2 separate regions of the Homo sapiens genome follow, and region 1 is linked to region 2. Evidence: read pairs that join two places in POLR2A ChIA-PET (ENCODE). Cell type or tissue: PC-9. All regions are shown on one strand. Links, peaks and the distances in the headings refer to the core of each region. The heading gives the core; the rest is flanking DNA.

Region 1 (8,358 bases), core at 1,651-6,650, 150 kb after region 2:
ATTCTTTCATGGATGGGAAAAGGAAAATGGAGGCATGAATGTTAAAGGATTTGGTTGAGGAAATTCAGCCAGTAAATGGTAGAGCTAAGCTATGACATATGTCCTTTTCACATGGCACAATGCAACCCACGCATTAGTGTCTATTGACTGTAACCACTAATTAAAGGGAAAAAACCCTTTTATCAAGATCACGGTTCTGATCACAATCAACATTCATTTAATTGTTCATTTGATAAACATTTATTAGTAACCAACTATATGACAGGTATAAATATTTATTACATTGATATTCATTCATTTAAAAGAAAAATAAAAATTAAACACAGTTAATTTTCATTATTTGAAGTAGTTATGTTCTATAGAGTCTCTGTGAATACTGAATTAGCACATACTGAATCATTGTCACGGAGAGGAAATACAGGGTTGGGTTCCTGGGAGCCTCTTGTCACAACGTTTTAATCAAATAATCAATACATAGCCTTGTTGCTTGTTGTATGTTTTATGTTTCTGTTTAAAGACACCATGCAAAACATATATTGTCTATTCATTAATATTGAACTCACAGCCAACCACACAGAACTCATGCCTGAAAGGAGCTTATTAACATGAGTGCTTTCTCTGTAAGGCACGTCATAGGCTTCCTGTGCTTGAGGACACTAGATAGCACTTCAGCACTATGCCTGAGGGCCATTTTAAGCAAGAAAACTATCAATAATAAAACACAAAAATGTGAAAAATGTAGCATTAAATAGATCACAGAAAGTACACTTGTTTACAGTATGAGACCTGAAATAATAAGAGAATGTCATCTTGTTCAACCTCAGCTGGGACCCTCAACCAGGAATGTGCACATCAGGCCACTTTGCTTTTCCCCATTCTGCACATGGTATGTCCAGCAATGACTACTAAGCATTGGGAGTATTGATTTGGATGTTACAAATAAATCTTAGTGAATAGGTAAACTCACAAATAGGGAATCCCCAAATAATGAGAATTAGCTACAATCACATTCATTATTACAATTTATTAAAATTATTAAATAATAAATTCAAATGGAAAATGCAATAACAATAAATTTAAAATATAAAATTAATTACATATGCATTTGTTTAAAATAAAACAATATCTGATCCCTGTCCTTAGAGAGCTTACAATCTTGTCCCAAAGGCAAGCAGTAAACACATAAACAAACATAAAATACATGGTTTTTAAATATAACTTGCATGAAAGAAAAGAATAGGTCATAGGGGAGCACAACGTGGTGGGGTCCTTTTATCCTGAGTTGTCAGAATTTACTGAAGCTGAGGCTCCAAATTGGGCCATAGAAATTATCAGGGACAATGTCAGCTTAGGAGGAATCTGGTGAACCTCCTCTCCTCCTCTTGCCTGTCTTCCTTCCCTCCTGGAGGGAGGATGAGAGCACTCCTCAGCGCTTCCTGAAGGAGCTGGGTATCTACAGAAGTCAAGGCCCTGCAGGTGAGTCAGCCTGCTCCCCTACCTCTCAGTTATAAATGTGTTCTCAGGCCATTCACTCTGCATGGCAGAAAGGGAATGGAACTATGTGAAGTTCCATTTTTGTATCTATCAACCAAGAGGTGCTGAAATTAATTTTGTCTAAATGAAAAGAGATAAGATCTATTCAAGGGTTTCCTAAGAAATGTGAGATCCTTACTACAGAAGCAGATTAATATATTTTAGAGTTGAAATGAGCTTTAGAATATTTTATTCTAGCCACCTCATCTTACACAGACAGGAACTAAAAGCGCATTTGCTGAAGCTTGTAGAGATAATTACTTGTAGGATCTGGGTAAAATAGACCAGTTTTAGATGATAAATTCACTTGGAAGAAGACACATGTTCATAGGCAACAGACAATAAATGTTTAGTGTTTGATAAAAGTTGAATTGCTAAAGAATATGTGTGGCATATTTAAATGTCAACTGAGTAAATTTTAAACAGTGAATGTATTTTTCAAATGTGTAAGTGCTGATTCGTTTCTTACTAATAGATAATCTGGTACTTTCTATCCATACACCAAAGGCTGATGAGAAAGTGTTAATTCAAGCAAAGATTCCTTTATCTTTCTGAGTGCTATAAGCCATGCAACTTAGAATTGTGTCAGAATTCCTCAAAATCAACTTTAAGCATAAAACCAATAATATACCATTACATTATAAAAAAATCTGGAAGACCGTCTAAAAAGTCCTCTATGTTAGCTTTATTCTTAATAAAAGTATCTTTTCTCCATGAACTGATTATATATCACTGGTGAATTCAAGAAATAAAGACTTTAAAATGTCTTAAGGATGGCAATAAATAAATGAAAAAACATCATAAGCAAATAAAAAGACAAAAAACGAACTGGGGTATTTAACATATCTCAAATAATTAATAATTCCAATATAAAAATAACTCTAGATGGGAAGGGGGACTTACCTTCATAGAAAAATGGGCTAAATATATGAACAGATAGTACCCCGACCAGAAGAAATCAAATGGCTGTTAACCATATGAAAATACAGTCAGCCTTACCAATAAGAGATAATTAAAATTAAAACTATATTGAAAAATAATTTTTCACCTATCAGATGGGCAAAATTTTAAGTGTAAGGAAATAGGCACATTGAAAATTATTGCTCACGAAGCAAAATAATAAAACCCGTATAGAAGGGAATTTGAGACTGTCTTCCAAAACTACCTATGTATTTACCCTTTGACCAGCAATCTCATTTCCAAAACTCCACTGCAAAGTACTCTGGAAAAAATATATAAAATGATGTATTTACAAAGATTTTCATCACAGCATTGTTTCCAAGAGCAGAAGACTAGAAACTACCAAAATGGCAATCAGTAAGTATATTAGTTTCCCAGGATTGCTGTAAAAAAGTAATAACTATGGTGTAAAAAACTATGTGGTTTAAAAAAACAAACAAACAAAAAATTGTGTCCCAGTTCTGAATGCTGGAAATCTAAAATCAGGCTATCAATAGGGCCATACTCCCTCTGAAACCTGTAGGAAGGAATCTTTCCTTGCCTCTTCTGGTTTCTGACAGTCCTTGGCAGTTCTTGTCTCCAATCTCTGTCTCTGTCTCACATGGCTATCTTCTCCCTGTTGGCTTCTCTCCTCTTCTTATAAGATCACCAAAATATTGAATTAGGGCCTAACTAACATAGGAGGATGACCTCATCTTAACTTGATTATATCTGCAAAAACCCTATTTACAAATAAGGTCACATTTACAAGTACCGGGGCTTGAATATATATTTTTTCTTTTTTCTTTTTTTTTTTTTTTGAGACACAGTCTTGCTCTGTTGACCAGGCTGGCATGCAGTGGTGGGATCGCAGCTCACTGCAACCTCTGCCTCCCAGGTTCAAGCGATTCTCCTGCTTCAGCCTCCCAAGTAGCTGGGATAACAGGCATCCGCCACCATGCCCAGCTAATTTTTTTGTATTTTTACTACAGGATTTCACCATGTAGGCCAGGCTGGTCTTGAACTCCTAACCTCAGGTGAACCACCCGCCTCAGCCTCCCAAACTGCTGGGATTGCAGGTGGAGCCACCACACCCTGCCAAATATAGCTTTTTTTTAAGGACTAGAATATATCTTTTATGTCTGTAAACAAAGTTCAAATAACAGTGAAGGATAGATTGAAGAAACTGTGGTATATCAACACAATAGAAATCTATGTACCTATCATAGAAAAGGTTAATATATCTATATATTACTATAGAATAATCTCAGGAATATGTAGTTAAATCAGAAAGGAAGGTGAAAAAGTATGTAGAGTGTATTAGTCCATTTTCACACTGCTGATAAGTACATACCCGAGATTGGGAAGAAAAAGAGGTTTAATGGACTTAACAGTTCCACATGACTGAGGAGGCCCCACAATCATGGCAGAAGGCAAGGTAGAGCAAGTCACATCTACATGGATGGCAGCAGGCAAAGAGAGAGCTTGCGCAGGGAAACTCCTGCTTTTAAAACCATCAAATCTTGTAAGACTTATTCACTATCATGAGAACAGCCTGGGAAATACCTGTCCCCATGATTCAATTACCTCCCACCAGGTCCCTCCCACAACACATGGAAATTCAAGATGAGATTCTGGTGGGGACACAGCCAAACCAGATCATATAGTATGCTGCTAGTTAATGCCTGTATATGCCTATGTGTGTGTCTTAATTACAAAGTAGTAATGATGTAACAGAGTTATCTAAATAGGGAGAGAGTTATATGGAAAAGACAAAAATAGAGGTAAAACTTTTATGAATATAAGTTGTTTTATGGATTTGATTTTAGAACCACATACATATTTTACATATTTATAAAATAAAATTGAAACTTAAAAGTAAGCCCTAAACATCAAGGCAAAATGTATCAAAATGAATCTGTGTACCCAGCTGGTGGAACCAAGATAGAAACTATTCCAAATGACTAAAACACAGTAATTTGAGAGTACATCCCCAAGTACACACAGTTGTAAACAAATCTTAAACTGTTTTTCAGCAATCATATTATTAAAGGGAGTTTTAGGCCTGTTATGAGTGTTATATATAATATAAATAAATAAAGCTATTGAGTGATTATTTTAGCTTCCTTGAATACTAGAAGTTTTGATGTGAAGAAAGGTAATACAAGATGGTTAAGGTTAAGTCAAAACCCTGTAGTTCTTAATTTTATTTGCATGTATTAGTATTTAAATTAACATGTACTATCTAACTGAATCCACAAAAAATCTTAGACAAAAGATTGACCCAGTAGTGATGAGGGCCTAGATTTTGGTCTGTAAATACCATTTCCATAAAAAAGGAATGAAGAATATTTTGAAAGATAGGCAATACTAGCTCTGAGTTAGGAAATACAGGACAAGCTTGGACTATCTTATTGTAATAAAATATAAAGCTATCAATGACTGCTAGATTTACGTCAAAAAGACCCTGGAACCAACAATAGTAAGCTCTCATTATGCAAAGATGGGGCAATATTAATGTCAACAAAGATAATAACTTTTGCAGACTAAAGTATATCAAATATACTTAAATTTATGAATTAATGATTTTATTCAGAAGGAAAAAATTGGTCACCACCAATTTGCTATTTTAAAAAATGATAAAGGGAAGTAAGTATTTATTCACATACAAATTGTATCATAAGGTAAACAAACAATTTGATGAGGGAAAGTTTTTGTTACCAAATGAAGAAGATGTGTAATCATTTTATATCCCATACTAAATGAATAGACCCAGAAAATAAATATCAATAGCTGCTAACATTAAAAAAGAAAGACAAGTAGATATGATTCAGTTCCTGATAGAAGTAAACAATACCTTCTATAATAAAGTCATGCCAAAATATTGACTTTTAATTTGATTAAACCTATAGATAAGTGTCAGTTCATAAGAGAGAAACACATTGGATGAGACTAAGAGTATGCAATATTAAATTCCAGGACATGAGAAACACTACAGGACAAGCAACCTGTTTCCCTCAACAACAACCAAAAATAAACAAACAAAAAACTTCAAGAAAAATAAAAAGGTGAAAGGGAACTTGTAGAGTAAAAGGCTCTTAAGAGACCTTTAGCCAACCTCAGATCTGGAACTTTTTCTATTTCAATTCAATTCAATTCCAATGCAGATGAACTATTAAAAAGCAACAACGTTTGTATGACAACTGAAGTTTGAACCCTGACTGGCTATTTAGTGATATTGAGGAATTATTGTTGACTTCACATAATGAAAGGTAGGGGGTGAAATGTAATGATGGTGTTGTGGTTATATTTAAAAGTGGGGTTCTTGCCTTTTAGAAACAAACACTAGAATACTTACAGATGATATAATATCATGTCTGGGATTTGTTTTGAAATAATCAGGAAGGGGAAAGGGGAAAATGGGTAGGGGTACAAAAGAAATAAATTAGCAATGAGAAGATAATTGTTGACCTGGGTTATCGGTACATGGGGTATTCATTATACCATTGTCTCTACTTTTGTATGTGTTTCAAATTTTCCATAATGTATTTTTTATGGCAAAGATATTATATAAATATATAAAATATATAATATAATAAGTATATATTATGTATAGCTATATATTATATATACTTATAATATATAATATATACTTACATAATATATAAATATATACTTATATATAGTATATATAATATATACTTGTATATTATAGATCTTATAAATATGAATGTGCACACATTGATACACATTTTAAAGTATCTCTACTTATAATATTTTCATATTCATACATGTACATAAGTACATACATCCAGTAAGAACAATAAAAATGTACAAGCTTTTGGTTTGTCCTTTTACCCTATTACTCAACTTATTGGTATTGAATTTGCATTGTCTTTTGAGTAGATCACCCTATGCAATGTCAATTATAGCCATCAAACCAAGCACAATTTTCTTCCCTTTGGGACACTTACCTGCACATATGAGAATTCCATAGGAAGACAATATAAATGATAGTAACTTCCAGATTTCTATTTAATATCTTAGTGCCAGTCACTCCAGATTTCCTGATTCCCATAATAACGTAGGTGTGGCAAACACAGTAACATGTGGATTGTGGGTGTTCTCTTGCTGAATTTGTGCAATAGGGTTGAAATATGTCACCACTGACACCTGTTTCTTTCCTAGGTGACACCAGATGCCTTGTAGTTTACATCTAATTAAATGTTGTATCATTTTACTCTGATTATTTGCTCACCAGATTAATTTGTTAATCAGTGGTAAAGTTCAATAACTCTAAAGTGTGATGATGAATCAGATAAACCATGATTCTTCCCCTAGGAAGGAGTGAGTAAGGATTTGGGGGAGGATCTCAAATTGGTAGTAGATAGATATTTCTACAGTATGAAGTCTCTCCATATGGAAACTTGAGGCCAGAAAAAGAAAGAAAGCCTCCACCTCATTCTTCTTCCCTTCCGAGTCCACACTTTGGCTATTACTGCTTCTCTTTTTTCTCATCACCAAGTTACACTCTTATTTTATTTTAAAGGTGCATATTTGTATGTATATATATGTTTATTCACATTTACACATGTCAGGGTCTAAGTATTGAAAAGCTTTAGTAAAATTGATATATTTGTTTTGCCTTAACTTATATATAAAGAATAGATTTCTGTAGTTCTCTGTCTTCCATAGGTCTCTCTATTCAGCTTTGTCGTTCCAGTCTGTTTCCTCTTGTAGTGCTTCAGAATAGAGCCCTTCCAGAAAAAAAAGAAAAAAACTTCAGTTATTATGGCTGCCTTCCTTTGAGCTCTTTATCTTTCATTATTTCCTTTCAAGGAGTGTTGCATACTAGACAATTTTCTTTGTCTAGTGAGTCTGCAATGGAATGTTACTACCAAGACCCTCACCGAGAGAATCTCTGGACCAGAGCTCTGAAGGTCAATGTAGTGTACAAGAAAGTAAGAGTAGGCTATTGGTGTTAGAAACAGCCTGCTAGGATTTAAATTTAAAATACATGTCTTCTATTTTAGACAAACCATTAACAATTCACATTTTTTGTTATTAAGTTTTTGGATTAGTTTACTATTGGATTACGATTAAACCTACTTGGATTAAACCAATAGGTTACTATTGACCCTGAGCTTATCCCATGTCAAATTATGTGAACAAAATCCTGGGAAAGAGCCCCTCAAAAACTGCCTCTGCCCATGGAGCCCCCATATCTAAAATGAAATGGTGACTAGGAAGTGGTGAGTGGGTCATGCTCCCATAGCAGAAACCCCAGGTGGCTCTTCGCCACCTCAAAATGGTTTCAAATCTTACAATCTTTCTTTTTCTATCATTACTAAATGTATTAACTGCTTCCCTCAAAGTGTGTAGGCTCAAAACTCAATATAGAGTATTTTCCTCATATCCATGGCTTTGCTCTCCACTATTTCAGTTATCTGCAGTCCAAAAATACTCAGTAGAAAATTCCAGCAATATACAATTCATAAGTTCTAAACTAAGTGCCATTCTGAATTCATGATGAAATCTCACCCTCTTGCTCCGTTCCGCCCAGGACGTGAATCATCCATTCTGTCCAGAGTATCCACACTATATATGCTACCTGCTCATTAGTCACTCAGTAGCCCTCTCAGTTATCAGACTGAGAAAACATAGTATATATAGGGCTCAGTACTAACCATACTTCTGGGCATCCACTGGGGTCTTGAAATAAACCCCTTGAGGATAAAGGGGAACTATTGTACTTATCAAATGCCTCAGAGTCTGACTTCTTCTGACTTGGAGCTCTCTTAGAATGGAAGCAACTCTCATAGTGAGAATAATTCTGGAATATCTATGACCAAGGCTTCACCTTGAGTGAGACTGACCACATTAAGC
Region 2 (8,358 bases), core at 2,319-7,318:
GTATTCTCTCAAAGAAGAAAAAATTCAGCATGGGGTAAAGGAGGTGAATTGTAATTCTCCACCTAACACTGACTTTGGAAAGATGGAGGCATTAAGGATACACCTGGTTGTAGATGATGATGAAGAGAAAAAGAAGGCTTGCTGTGAGTGATAGAAGAATACTCCGGCAGTGCGGATTCATAGAATCTGAGGCAGAGAGGATTTCAAGAGGATTGAAGCTCTAATTATAAAGTTTCCTGGAGGTCGTGGTATTTTGGGAATGAGTGTCTTCCCTTCTCTTTCTGAAGCTGCTCCTCTCATTGTAGCTTGTTTCCAGGTAATGTCAAAGCCTCCAGATTAAAAAAAAAAACCGAAATCTTAATAGTCATTGCTTACAGGAATATCAGCTAAGACAGATGTTGCATGTTGGAGTTAAGGGTGAGTGAGTTGAAGGAAGCATGTATTTGCATGCTGGTTGTGCCCCTCAAAATACTTCACTTGCATGAAAAGCCACAAAAGCTGTAGTTCAGAGAGAGAGAGAGAGACTGAGTACACACATGCGTGAGACTCCAAGGCAAACTGTTTATCTGCTCTCTCCAACAAAAAGCAATCAAAAACAGGTTCTTTTTAATACGTACTAGTCTAGACGAGGTTTTGCAATGTCACAGGTCCCTAATTGCAGTAATAACTGCCTGAGAACAATTAAGCAGACACCACCAAACATTTCTATAGGGTGAATCCATTGTCCTATTAATAAGCAGCCATGAGGTTACCTCTATCTGGAAAAACCTCTTTGGCTTGTTTTATCCTACATAAGGCTCAAGCCGGGTTTTTCCCACACATTCCGGGTGCGTGAAGCAGCTGTGTCTGCCTGAGCCAGAAATGGTCCCTCTTGTCTCTGAAAGCCCACAGAGGCAGGTTTTGCAGCTGGCGGCTGCTATGACTGTGTTCCTGTTACTAATTAAAGGCAGTAGCTGTGAATTCAGTGTGAGAGACAATAAGCACCCATCAATTCTAAACAGATGACCTGGATTTGCTTCTGGAAATCCTCTTTCCTCCAGCTTGGCTACTTGCAAATTGGCTCCTTAAATATCCTTTCTCAAGAGAAGCAATTTCTTTTTAATCTTCAGATCAAAGCCAAATCTGAGAGATGTCTTTTTTTTAAATCACTAATTTCATATCCCAAACTATCACTTCATCCATAACAACCTACTATAGCTCTCCAGCTACTGCCTGTCTTCCTTTTTTACTTCTCTTAGTTTGCCATGATGGATTTATTTTTTCAGGAGGGCTTCCTTTAAGCCACATCCTTAGGTCCTCTTGCACCTCTCTTTTTATATCCACACCATGGCACCTTAGGATGGTAAAGCTAGCTGTCAGTCAAAGCATTCCCTACTCCCAGCGTGGCTGAGTCAACTCAGCCCTGAGAGGAAGCTTGAAGGAGGCTGTTAAAATCTATTCATAGATGAAGCGATGTTCCAGCCACAGCGAGAGGTTGCCAATGACGCATGCATGCACCAGCAGTGACATAGGAATAAAATGAAGAGGAGGCTGATGAGGAGGAGGGAGAACAGAGGGGCGGCCAACATAGGATCTCAGAGCCACAGCTGATATCAGCTGCATCACTTTTTGCTATGGGCAGAATTACAAGGACTCATTTTGAACGCAGCACTAGCGCTAGCTGCACTGACACAGATTCCGTGTCCTCTGTCTGAATTATCATGTGGCATGCAGGGCCCTGTATATATGTACAAACACTGTGGGAGTCCTCAGCTTTGTGACATGTACAAGCTCTACAAGGAGCAAATGAGGGCCCCTGGAAGTGTGTGGAGAAGAAAGGAAAGGCAAGGATGTGGAAGATGGAGAGGGGAAGATGAAGGACAGTTCATTCATTCAATTTGGATATATTAAGTACCAGGTTCTGTTCTAGATCTGAAGAGACAAATAAAACAGCCTGGATCCCAAAAGAGATTATAGCATATTAAACTTTGGAGAGTTGTTGAAGGATTAAAAACAAAATCCCCCAATATGTTATAGCTGGAAAGTGCAAAAAAGATTACCATGGAAACTTTAGTTCAGTTTGCTAGTTCAGACAAACTTATCCTAATGAATATGCATGAAAATAGTTCATGGAGCTCACATAAATTTACATATTTTATCTATTGTCAGCCACTTATTGAGGACCTACTACTGCCAGGAATTATGTTAGCTACTGCTGGGCAATGGATACCAAGCATCTCTTGCTGCATTATCAGGCCCTCTAAGTGCGTTAGAAGCAGCTCCATAAGGATGTGGAGAACTACACGAGCTGAGTAGATGACTTTGCTATGCAGAAAAGTACTGTTTTCTCAAAAGTGAAAGATAATGAATGTCCTTTATTGAGACCTTATAAACCATGCCAGGAAAGTCTCAAGGATAATGGGAGGAAATGTAGCAGAAAGACCACTGACCTTAATTGGGTTGGGTTTTAGCTGTAGCTCTGTCTTGATTAAAATCCATTTAGGAACTAGTTCTTCTCATCTGGAAATTAGGTTTGATAACTTCTAATATCTCTTCCAAATTTGAAAGTTATAGTTTTCCAGTATGTTAGGGTTCTTAATTCCCAAATTAAAAAAAAAAAAAACCTTTAATTCACTAGTGCAGGTAATAGAATAGCCACGTGACACTTTAAATTTTTTTTAATTTTTCTATTTTTCCATAGGTTATTGGGGTGCAGGTGGTGTTTGGTTATATAAGTAAGCTCTTTAGCGGTGATTTGTGAGATTTTGGTACACTCATCACCTGAGCAGTATACACTGCACTATATTTGTAGTCTTTTATCCCTCGCCCTCCTCCCACACTTCCCCCCAAGTCCCCAAAGTCCATTGTATCATTTTTATGCCTTTGCACCCTCATATCTTAGCTCCTACGTATCAGTGAGAATATATATTGTTTGGTTTTCCATTCCTGAGTTACTTCACTTAGAATAATAGCCTCCAATCTCATCTAGGTCGCTGCAAATGCTATTAATTCATTCATTTTTATTGCTGAGTAGTATTCCATCATAAATATATATCTCACAGTTTCTTTATCCACTCATTGATTGATGGTGGATAATCTTTTTTGGTTCCATATGGGTATTTGGATTGGTTCCACAATTTTGCAATTACAAATTGTGCTGCTATAAACATGCGTGTGCAAGTATCCTTTTCATATGACTTCTTTTCCTCTGGGTAGATACCCAGTAGCGGGATTGCTGGATCAAATGGTAGTTCCACTTTTAGTTTTTCAAAGAATTTCTGCACCATTTTCCATAGTGGCTGTACTAGTTTACATTCCCACCAGCAGTATAGAAGTGTTCCCTGATCACCGCATCCATGCCAACATCTAGTTTTTTATTTTTTGATTATGGCCATTCTTGTAGGAGTAAGGTGGTACCACATTGTGGTTTTGATTTGCATTTCCCTGATCATTAGTGATATTGAGCATTTTTTCATATGTTTGTTGGCCATTTGTATATCTTCTTTTGAGAATTGTCTATTCATATTATTAGCCCACTTTTTGATGGGATTATTTGCCTTTTTCTTACTGACTTGTTTAAGTTCATTGTAGATTCTGAATATTAGTCCTCTGTCAGATGTATAGATTGTGAAGATTTTCTCCCACTCTGTGGGTTGTCTGTTTACTCTGCTGACAGTTCCTTTTGCCATGCAAAAGCTCTTTAGTTTAACTAAGTCCCAGCCATTTATGTGTTTTTTATTGCATTTGCTTTTGGGTTTTTGGTCATGAAATCCTTTCCTAAGCCAATGTCTAGAAGGGTTATCCTAATGTTATCTTCTAGATTTTTATAGTTTTAGGTCTTAGATTTAAGTGCTTAATCCATCTTGAGTTGATTTTTGTATAAGGTGAGAGGTGTGGATCCAGTTTTATTCTCCTACATGTGGCTAGCCAATTATCCCAGCACCATTTGTTGAAAAGGGTGTCCTTTTCCCACTTTATGTTTTTGTTTGCTTTGTCAAAGATCAGTTGGCTGTAAGTATTTGGGCTTATTTCTGGGTTTTCTATTCTGTTTCACTGGTCTATGTGCCTATCTTTATACAAGTACCATGCTGTTTTGGTGACTATGGCCTTATAGTATAGTTTGAAGTCAGGTAGTATGATGCCTCCAGATTTGTTCTTTTTGCTTAGTCTTGCTTTGGCTATGCAGGCTCTTTTTTGGTTCCATATAAATTTTAGAATTTTTTTTCTAATTCTGTGAAGAATGATGGTGGTATTTTGATGGGATTGCATTGAATTTGCAGACTGCTTTTGGCAGTATGGTCATTTTCACAATATTGATTCTACTCATCCATGAGCATGGGATGTGTTTCCATTTGTTTGTGTCTATGATTTCTTTCAGCAGTGTTTTGTAGTTTTCTTGTAGAGGTCTTTCGCCTCCTTGGGTAAGTATATTCCTTTTTTTTTTTTTTTTTGCAGCTAACGTAAAAGGGGCTGAGTTCTTGATTTGATTCATCGCTTAGTCACTGTTGACATATAAAAGAGCTACTGATTTGTGTACATTAATCTTGTATCCGGAAACTTTGCTGAATTCTCTTATCAGTTCTAGGAGCTTTCTGGAGGAGTCTTTAGGGTTTTCGAGGTAAACGTTCATATCATCAGCAAACAGTGACAGTTTCACTTCCTGTTTACCAATCTGGATGCTCTTTATTTCTTTCTCTTGTTCTATTGCTCTGGCTGGGACTTCCAGTACTACGTTGAAGAAGAGTGGTGAGAGTGGGCACCCTTGTCTTGTTCCAGTTCTCAGAGGGAATGCTTTCAACTTTTCGCCATTCAGTATTATGTTGACTCTGGGTTTGTCATAGATGGCTTTTATTACATCGAGGTATGTCCCTTGAATGCCAATTTTGCTGAGAGTTTTAATCATAAGGGGATGCTGGATTTTGTTGAATGCTTTTTCTTCATCTATTGAGATGATCAGGGTAATTTATTTATTTACTTTTATTTATTTATTTATTTGAGATGGAGTCTTGTTCTGTCGCCCAGGCTGGAGTGCAGTGGCACGATCTCGGCTCACTGCAAGCTCCGCCTCCCGGGTTCACGCCATTCTCCTGCCTCAGTCTCCCGAGTAGCTGGGACTACAGGTGCCTGCCGCCATGCCTGGCTAATTTTTTGTATTTTTAGTAGAGACGGGGTTTCACCGTGTTACCCAAGATGGTCTCGATCTCCTGACCTCGTGATCCGCCTGTATCGGCCTCCCAAAGTGCTGGGATTATAGGCGTGAGCCACCGCACCCGGCCGTAATTTTTGTTTTTAATTCTATTTATGTGGTGTATCACATTTATTGACTTGCGTATGTTAAACCATCCCTGCATCCCTGGTATAAAACCCACGTGATCATGGTGGATTATCTTTTTGATATGTTGTTGGATTCAGTTAGCTAGTATTCTGTTAAGGATTTTAGCATCTATGTTCATTAGGGATATCAGTCTGTAGTTTTCTTTTTTTTTTTTTATGTCCTTTCCTGGTTTTGGTGTTAGGATGATGCTGGCTTCATAGAATGAATTAGGGAGGATTCCCTCTTCCTCTATCTTGTGGAAATAGTGTTAAAAGGTTGGTACAAATTCTTCTTTGAATGTCTGGTAGAATTCTGCTGTGAATCCGTCTAGTCCTGGACTTTTTTTTTTTTTTTTGGTAATTTTAAAATTACCATTTCAATCTCACTGCTTGTTATTGGTCTATCCAGGTTATCTAATTCTTCCTGATTTAAGCGAGGAGGGTGGTATGCGGGCTGCCTATACTGTAACCTCCATCTCAGCCCGGACTCTCCTCTTACTCCCCACACCTCATTTCCTAATATGTCTAGGTTCCATAGAGGAAACATCTCTTTCTCTTAGCTCATATTCATGCTTGGAGAAGAAATACAGTGAGGAATAGTGGGGAAAATCCTAGAAGGACTCTACCCTTCTTACTTTCTCTGTGGTTTTGAAAAAGTCAGTTCACTTCCATGAACCTCAGTTTCTTCATCTGTATTAGGAGGGGATTTGACAAGATGAGGGCTCAGCAGACTAAAGGGTCAAAGTCAGCCTGGTGCCTGTTTTAGTATCCCTGCAAGGTAAGAATGACTTTCACATTTTAAATGGTTGAAAAAAATCAAAAAATTAATATTTCATGACATAGGAAAACTGTATAAAATTCAAATTTCAGTGTCCCTTAATAAAATGTTATGAAGACACAACCATACTTAATTATTTATATATCATCCATGGTTGTTTTTTGTTAATGACCAAAATACTTATAATCTGGACCTTTAGAGAAAAACTTTGCCAACCCCTGGACTAGATGGTCCAATTGGTTCGTTAAATAGTAAGTTTCTGATTGTATTTTAATTTTATTTTAAATAAATTGTATACATCTTAAATAAATTTTTAAATAAATTTAATATGTTTTATTAATAATATAAAATTATTCTTTTAAATAACTACCAACTAAAACACTACAAATGTTTTAATGTTTACATATCATTTCTGCAGGTGGGCATATTCAGCCTTGAGCAGTGGAAGATACCAAGTGATACAGTTTGAATGACCCAGAAAGGCACTCTCCATTTTGTATCCCCCCTTAGCCCTCCATTACTCCTCTTGATCAAGAAGTTGGCATTTGGAGTTATGGAATTGTCTCCAGGATCCCCTATCAGAACGAGATTCTCTTGCTGGGGAAAGTAAATGCCCTGCCAGTGGTGTTTCTGGAGGCATTGCGCACTGAATCTCCATCTGCTCCCACACATCTCAGCCCTGGCCCCTGAGCAGGGCCATGTGACCAGTTCTAGTCAATTAAAACTCCAACTACAAATCTCCAGTTCTTTCTCCCCTTGCCTTTGCCAGGTCTGCAGGCACTTGCTGGAGGAAAGTGTTGTAAGATGATGGAGCCCCAGGCCATCTGCATACTTTGAGTGATTCCCTCCACCCCTCATCCAGTACAGATACAGAATATTGTTGGAAACACATGCACCATGAGCAAGATATAAAACCTCCAGATTTGAATATTATTTGCTACAAATGCCTAGTCTATCTTGACAAATACAGTGTGCATAAACATTGCTTGGAGAGTTCGTTCAAATCCATTTCTCAGTTCCCACATTAGCTAAATCAGAATTTCAGGTGCAAGGGAAAAGTCATCATCACATTTAAAAAAAAAATCATTCAGTAAATTTGATACACACCAGTGATTAAAAACCACTGTGGATAGCCATTTGCATTCCTTGATGATATTGACAGCAATTACCAGGGTCTTTGAAATCTTTTCACTCATAGCACTCAGAAAATGATATTAGTTATATGACTTACTGGGCCCAATCGACCAAGCTGTGTGTGGCTAGAAGCTGAATGGGATGGGGATATAGGAAAGAATGGCTTTCATATTCTGGGCCCTGCCTGTCCCTAAAGCCGAGAGATGACCATTTCAGATCACCCTTCATGTTTGTAATGCTGTGCAGAGGCATGTGGGTTGGGAAGCTCTGATGTCAGCCTGGTGGTCTAGCTAGAGCAGGATGCAGAGGACATGGGACATGGGAAAACGCAACAAGTATCACCCAGGGAGGGCTCTGGGAGACAGCAGTCTGGAGGCCAAAGTGGTGGATTCTGCCACGTGAGAGAACTGCATCAAGTCCTAGAGAGTTGGATGAGGAGCTGGATGAGAACAAAGTAGTCGGGGCAAAGTCTAGGGTTTAATAAGAACTATTCCAAAGGTTTTGTGAAGTTTATAATCCTGCTTAATTCTGGCCCCAGCTAAGGCTCATTCTAAATGAGAATTCAATGCCAGTGAGCTGAAACGCATCTTTATCCAACCTGCAAACACCTATTCTGTGCCAGGAACCGTGTTTAGAAACAAAGCAGGATGTATATGCAGGGCCAGGAAATATTCCCAGGTGCCTCCCCTTGTTGTATGGGGTTTTCTGCAAGACTTATCTTGGCCCAAGGGCCTGCTTTTGGTCAAGGGCTACTTCCCTCTTCCCCATATCACATCACATTATCTGCTTTTCCAAGCCTTAGCTGGTCCGATTCACCTAAAGCAGTAGTACCTAGGGGACAGCCCCATGAGTCAGCTCCTCCTCTGCAGTTCACACAGATTCCAGGAGGTCTTTTTAATCTGTCCGCCAGAAACTGCTGAACACAAAGCACCTGAGTGTATGAAAAATATTATGTTTGGGTACATCCGTGCACTTCTGCGCAAGGCACAGATTTGGAATACTTTACACTAGGAGATGTTCTGGTCTAAGAAATGATATGCTACTGCATCAGTAATAAAATACATCATCTGTCTGCACTGAAGAGCTCTTATAAACCTTAATTATTATCATTAAACACAAGTGTAAGTGCTCTGGAATTTCATACCAGGGCGGGG

What was found. ChIA-PET counts read pairs that join two places held together with the same protein. Peaks named below come from ENCODE experiments on the same cell type or tissue, not always from the same donor. Only the 100,000 strongest peaks of a DNase experiment are listed, where the experiment ranks them.
Region 1: POLR2A ChIA-PET joins it to region 2 with 5 read pairs; 3 of 35 experiments call an interaction of 5 or more read pairs at or near these places.

What each region holds. Positions count from the first base shown.
Region 1 is chr5:58,002,219-58,010,576 of GRCh38, reverse strand. No RefSeq gene overlaps it. Among named protein-coding and RNA genes, the nearest start is that of LINC02225, 110 kb to the right of the region's middle. In PC-9, for the core only: no CTCF peak of the experiment used is centred there; no DNase peak of the experiment used is centred there.
Region 2 is chr5:58,149,654-58,158,011 of GRCh38, reverse strand. No RefSeq gene overlaps it. Among named protein-coding and RNA genes, the nearest start is that of LINC02101, 31 kb to the right of the region's middle. In PC-9, for the core only: no CTCF peak of the experiment used is centred there; a DNase peak (open chromatin) is centred at 4,521; H3K4me3 peaks cover 431 bases; H3K27ac peaks cover 1,709 bases.